2 separate regions of the Homo sapiens genome follow, and region 2 is linked to region 1. Evidence: read pairs that join two places in POLR2A ChIA-PET (ENCODE). Cell type or tissue: A673. All regions are shown on one strand. Each heading gives the region's core, and the rest is flanking DNA. Links, peaks and the distances in the headings are about the cores only.

Region 1 (2,916 bases), core at 98-2,597:
TAGCCCATTCATCACAGTCGCTGCATAGAAACCATTAGGAGTAGATTCTGTTTGCTGCCAGGCCCCTAACCAAACACTCCTCAAATCCACCACACACTTCACTAGTCCTGTATCACTCGCCTCTCTCTTGATACAAGCTCTCCTGAGCTCAGGGTGGGAAACATTCAGAATGTTTCTGTCATAGCCCTTAGTGGAGACCACCCAAGGGTGCTGAGGGCTGGGGGTAAGGGGTCCCTGCTGTTACACCCACACACACAGAACCAAGGGCCCCTCTCATCTTCTACCCAGGTCAGGGAGACTAGGGACAGCATGAAACTTAGAAAAGCTGGCTTAGAGCACCCCCTTTATCACAAACCAGCCAAAGCATTTAATAACCTCCATTTCTGCCAGTGTAACATAAAGAAATGCAGACCTCTCCCTGAGCGGTTAGGGGATCTACCTGGTGGGCTGATGGACATGTGTGTGGTTTGTGAACTGTAACCATGAGACGGGTGTGGAAAAATATTACTGAGTTCTCACAAGAGGCCAGCAGGACTCCTCCCCTCTCCAAGCTGTAAGGCAGGTGGGGGAAAGGATGACAGGCTTATGGGACAGTCAACATCTGAGGACCATGGCTGCTCCCTGCTCACAGGTGAGGAGGAGCTACTGCTTTTGACTAGTGATGCTGGGGTTGAGGTCTGGAATGGGGGCTAAGGTGGAAGTTGGATCTGTATTTAAGTTGTGGCTGAGATAGAAGCTGATTTTGAAATGGAAATAGGGGTGGGGCTATAGCTGAGGTGAAGGCTGTGATTAGGTTGGAGCTGAGGTGGGGTCAGGTGTTGAGTTTGGACTTGAGGCTGAGATCAGAGTTGGAAATGGATTAGGAGTTGAGGCTAAGTTTGGAGTTTGAGTTGGGTCAAGGGCTAAAATTTGATGTTGAGGTGAAAGCTAAGATTGGCACTGAGTTGGGGCCTGGACATGAGGTTCCAGAATCCTCCCTACCCACTCAGACCTCCACTGGGCTTTGGGAATGTAACTGACCTGCACAGAGGAGGTGTGGCCATATTGACATCTCCTCCTTCTCCTCCCTGGTGTGACTACATTCATTCATTCATTATTCCATCCAGTCACTCGATAAAAAATTTATCCATCACCTTTATGTGCTGTATACTATACTAGATCCTGGAAATACACGGGCGAATCAAGCAGGTGTAGCCGCTACCCTCACGGAGCTTATGGTTTAGAAAAGAAGAAAAACAAGAACTCAATAGTCCTGGAACTAGATGCATAGCTATGAGTGTGCAAAAGCCCAAGGAGCCATGTATCAGAAAGCACAGCAGGTAGAGAGTCATGGAAGGCCACTGGGTGTGAGCAAAGCCTCCTAAGTGGTTCAAAGTCAGTACAGGAAACAGACAACAGAGGGGTTGACTCTAGCTAGTAACCAAGGAATGCTTGTGGAAGGGGTGGCACTGTGCTAAGTTCTCTACAGTCTCTTCTAACTATGACACTAGGAGGCAGTAGATGCAGTAGGAGCCAGATAAACCTAAGCTCAAAGCCAGACTGTGTCAGATACAAACCAGCTGAGCTGTGTAACTTCAGGCAAATGACCTCCCTTCTTCCAGCCTCAGTTCCATTCTTTAAGATGGTGATAGTAATTCCTAGTTTGTGGGGCTGGTGTGAGGATTCAGGATGATGTTTATAAAGTTCCTGGCACTCGTTAGGTGCTCAGTTAATGATAGTTCCTTCCCCATCCAGGGCAAGGAGAATAGGAGGAGCTCAGTGCAAGCAGCCGACTCCCCACAGGGTCCAGCTGTTCAGGCTTGAGCTGTCACCCCTGCAGGCCCAGGCGTGATTTCTCCCTGCAGTTCACGCTCTCCAGGGTGCAGGCATGATTTACACAGCCATCGGGACAACTCCGAATTGGACTAAAACCTAATGACTGGAAACAAGACAAGTAATGAAATTCTACGCAGAAAATTTACAGGGGAGATTTATTAGGTGAGTTTTATTTATGATGCTGAGCACTTAGAGCTCTGGGGTGGGGTGTGGCATTGGACAAATAAATCCAGTCCACACGCTCCCAGCCCAGACATCACCTGCCCTGGCACCACCTCTGATCCACAGTCCTAGACTCCTGCTGGGTAGGAGACCTCTGCCCAGCCCCCCTGTGCCCACTGAACCCACAATCTTCCCAATCTCTTTCCTTTTTTGCCACCTTGTCCCTACACGGCCAGCCGCTCCAGGCCCTGGGTCTCTCCTGCATTGTTCTTGGGGCAGGTTGTGCCTGGAGGCTGGACCTCAGGAACATGGAGGGAAGGGGCTGGAAAACAGGAGCTCCAAGACTGGCCAGTCCACAGTTAGCACTTCAGGAGCCTGACCATGGAGTCAGTATTCCCTAAGGTGTGAGGGGCAGGCAGAGAGGGCAGCAGAAACCTGAGGACAAGGAAGATGCCATTCCAGACCAGCAGTGCCCTTAGGGCAGGACTTTCTTGTGGCCAGGACAGGGGAGCAGCTGGTAGGAGTCTAGAGGGGAAATGGAGGCAATTCTGCATTGCACCTGGGTCTACAAGAGGCCAAAGACCCAGTCAAGAGCTGCAAGACTGTTTTCGGCTACAGAAAACAGTCTCCCTCCTCTCGAAGCTGTCCCTCTCCTGCTCCTCATAGGGCAGAAGGAAAAGCTGTTGCTTCTCATAACCCTCCCCATGCCCACCCTACACCACCACTGCCACTAGCCCCTTCTTTCCCTCACTTGCCTCTCTTGACTCCAATAACTCCTTGACCGATTTTCTCCTCTGTTCTGCCCACCCCAACCACACTGACCCCCTTGATGTTGCTCAAACATGTCCAGCAAGTTCCTGCCCCAGGAACTTCACTCGGCCTAGAATGTTCTTCCCCCAGTAAACAGTATAGCTCACTCCCTCACTTCCTTAACTGGCA
Region 2 (2,834 bases), core at 1-2,500, 770 kb before region 1:
ATTTGGCCAAGGTGATGGTCTAATTGCAATCGCATTTGTTTTCTAGCAGAACGTTATGATGGTGGATATATATGATGACCAGCTGTTCTTTTTTTTTTTTTTTTTTTGAGTTGGAGTCTCGCTCTGTCACCCAGGCTGGAATGCAATGGTGCAATCTTGGCTCACTGCAAGCTTTGCCTCCCAGGTTCACGCCATTCTCTTGCCTCAGCCTCCTGAGTAGCTGGTACTACAGGTGCCCGCCACCATGCCCGGCTAATTTTTTTTGTATTTTTAGTAGAGACGGGGTTTCACCGTGTTAGCCAGGATGGTCTTGATCTCCTGACCTTGTGATCTGCCCGCCTCGGCCTCCCAAAGTGCTGGGGTTACAGGCGTGAGCCACTGCACCTGACCGATGACCAGCTGTTCTTACGATTGAAGAAGTTGCTATCTAGTTTGGAGGCTTAAGAATTTCCAACCAGTGTTTATCCGAGTTATTTTTGGCTGCAAACCCAAATATAAAATTTCACAATTGACAATTCAGGAGGCATTCTTTTCTTTTTCCTTCCTGCAGGTTTAATAGACTACAACTTCCACTGTTTCCGAAAAGCTATTCATGAGGTTTTTGAGGTGGGTGTGACTTCTCACAGGAGCTGTGGTCACCAGACTAGTGCCTCCAGTCTGAAAGCGCTGACACACAATGGCACGCCACGAAACGCCATCTAGTCTGAATCCCAGCGTCGGGGCTCTGTGCCAGCTTACTCTTCACTCCAGGGTCGGATGCCACGTGCTACAGGACATGGGAGCTGCTGCTTGTGGGAATCTGGTGCCTGTTCCACTAGAGACAAGGGGTAGAGTTTCTCATTTGGATGAAAACCCCTTCAACTGGTGGTGTACAACTGAAGCTACTATATCTTTTTTGAAAATGGCAAAAAAAAAAAAAAAAAATTCTGGAGACCACAGAACTCAAGTGTGTGTTTCTCCTCTTTTGGGTCCCCTTTAAGTAGTTGGGATATTTTGGACCTGGAGATAACACCAGTTACCCATCCTTACCAGGGAATGTTGCCATCAATTCCAGTTGAAAATAATAGAAAAGACTGAATTTTTATATGCTTCACTTAGGCTTTCATTTGAGTAGACTCTAAAAATTCTGCCTTGCTTAAGTTCTAACACTGCCTCTCAGATTTCAGTTTTGGACATTGCACAACTAAGACCTTTTAAATGCATTTGCTTGCTAACTCGGAAGACACATAGTCTGCAGCAAGACATTCCTATATTGAAGAAATGAGAGAAAATTTTATGCTGCATCAGGTGGAGAGCAAGGCTCAACGGTGGTTGCATTAGTTCCCTCGGAAGTATTGAAAAAACTTTGAAATGGAAGAAAATTTTTGCACCTATGTTCTGAGTACCAGATGTCTGGGTTCTTTCTTCTGCATTAGATAAATGATCATGCTCAGTGTAACAAAGGGAATTAAAAGTTTTCCCACAGTCCCCTTCTAGGGGAGAAACTCATTGTGTCACTGAAATGTTTAGCTTACTTTAATCTTGATATCAGCCTCTACAGACCTTTTATTCTAAGCTATCGAGCTTCTTGATTGCATTTGGTTGACCACGAGTGACCCTAAGGCATTGGGGGACTGTCCACTGGGAGTTGGAGTGAGCACGTGGTGCTGCAACAGGCATTGTTTTACATACTTTGTCTCTAGTATTCTGACACCAAGTGTCAACTGTGGTACTTTCTTTGCCTAGGATATGAATTCATAATTGTTGCTTTTGTTGATGGTTGATACCCTTTCCATTGATTTAAACCTAACACATTATTTCTATTCCACATGCCCAGTAGACATATATTCCAAAGCCACTGGACCACTTGAGTACATAAGTGCCACTGTTTAATGCAATATGTATATTCAGGTCTGTAAAGCTAACAGTGTGACTTGGAGTGCTTCCTGCAGGTGATTCTGACTTGAGTATTTACATGGACCATGGTGATATCCAAAAGAAAAATGCTTTTTATATTTATAGATTATTTCATTGAACTATATATGAAATGGGTATCAATAAATGTATTTACTCCAAAATCAGCGTTTCTCCTTGCCTGAGGTATGGAGGGTGGTGGCGGAACGTTGGGTTGTCCCACTTTGCCGTTTTCTCATCCATTTCTTTTTCTTTTGCTGCTTCCTGTGGTTAATGTTTCTTATGTGTCAGAGCTTCAGGTTCTATCCCGATGTGGGAATTTCATGGCCTTGTGTCTAGGTATCTCCCCTGGCCCATTTCTGCTCTAGGGTAGTAAATCTAAGCTCAGGTGAAAATGTTTTTGGTTGGGTGTTTCATATACACAAATCTCACACATGGTGGGGAGTATCCTGGTCCTGGCATCATTAATGTGTTAATCCAACCTAAGAAGGAGTGAGGAGATGAGTGAAGTAAAACACACTTAAACAATTGTACCGATTCCAGCTTGTTTTCTGTTTCCTCCAGTTGCTGACATACTCATTGACTCACTCTTAAATGTCAGTTAAATAATTGTTTGTCTATACAAACAGGTTGGGTCTAAACTAATCAGAGAAAAATAGACATTAGTTTATCAGTGGGAGGAAGACAGATTGAAAGATCTTTAAATTTTGTAATTGGACTACTTTAGAAGCTGTTTTAATTCTGAAATGGAAATCACAGAAACAGCTTGAAAAAACTCTTGTGAAACTATCTAATCCTGTCTTCTTTTTCAGATTTTGGAAACAGGTGCAGAGGGATAAGGAGCCTTGTTGAGGCTGTAGCTAGGAAGACTGTATAACTTAAATTCCAGATACTGTTGAGAGTGGAAGGGATGCCATTAGTAAGGATGCCTGAGCAGCAGG

The links. Peaks named below come from ENCODE experiments on the same cell type or tissue, not always from the same donor. Only the 100,000 strongest peaks of a DNase experiment are listed, where the experiment ranks them.
Region 2: POLR2A ChIA-PET joins it to region 1 with 6 read pairs; 2 of 35 experiments call an interaction of 5 or more read pairs at or near these places.

Annotation. Positions count from the first base shown.
Region 1 is chr1:38,070,631-38,073,546 of GRCh38, reverse strand. The region is part of intron 1 of MIR3659HG (MIR3659 host gene); the gene reads right to left. Among named protein-coding and RNA genes, the nearest start is that of MIR3659, 17 kb to the left of the region's middle. RefSeq lists an enhancer at 1,711-2,210. In A673, for the core only: CTCF peaks have their summits at 329, 1,283 and 1,482 (motif pointing right); DNase peaks (open chromatin) are centred at 1,516 and 1,786; H3K27ac peaks cover 2,500 bases.
Region 2 is chr1:38,837,421-38,840,254 of GRCh38, reverse strand. It overlaps RRAGC (Ras related GTP binding C), which reads left to right. Exons shown (of 7, transcript NM_022157.4): 7 at 551-2,057. The coding sequence ends at 702. Among named protein-coding and RNA genes, the nearest start is that of RRAGC, 21 kb to the left of the region's middle. In A673, for the core only: no CTCF peak of the experiment used is centred there; no DNase peak of the experiment used is centred there.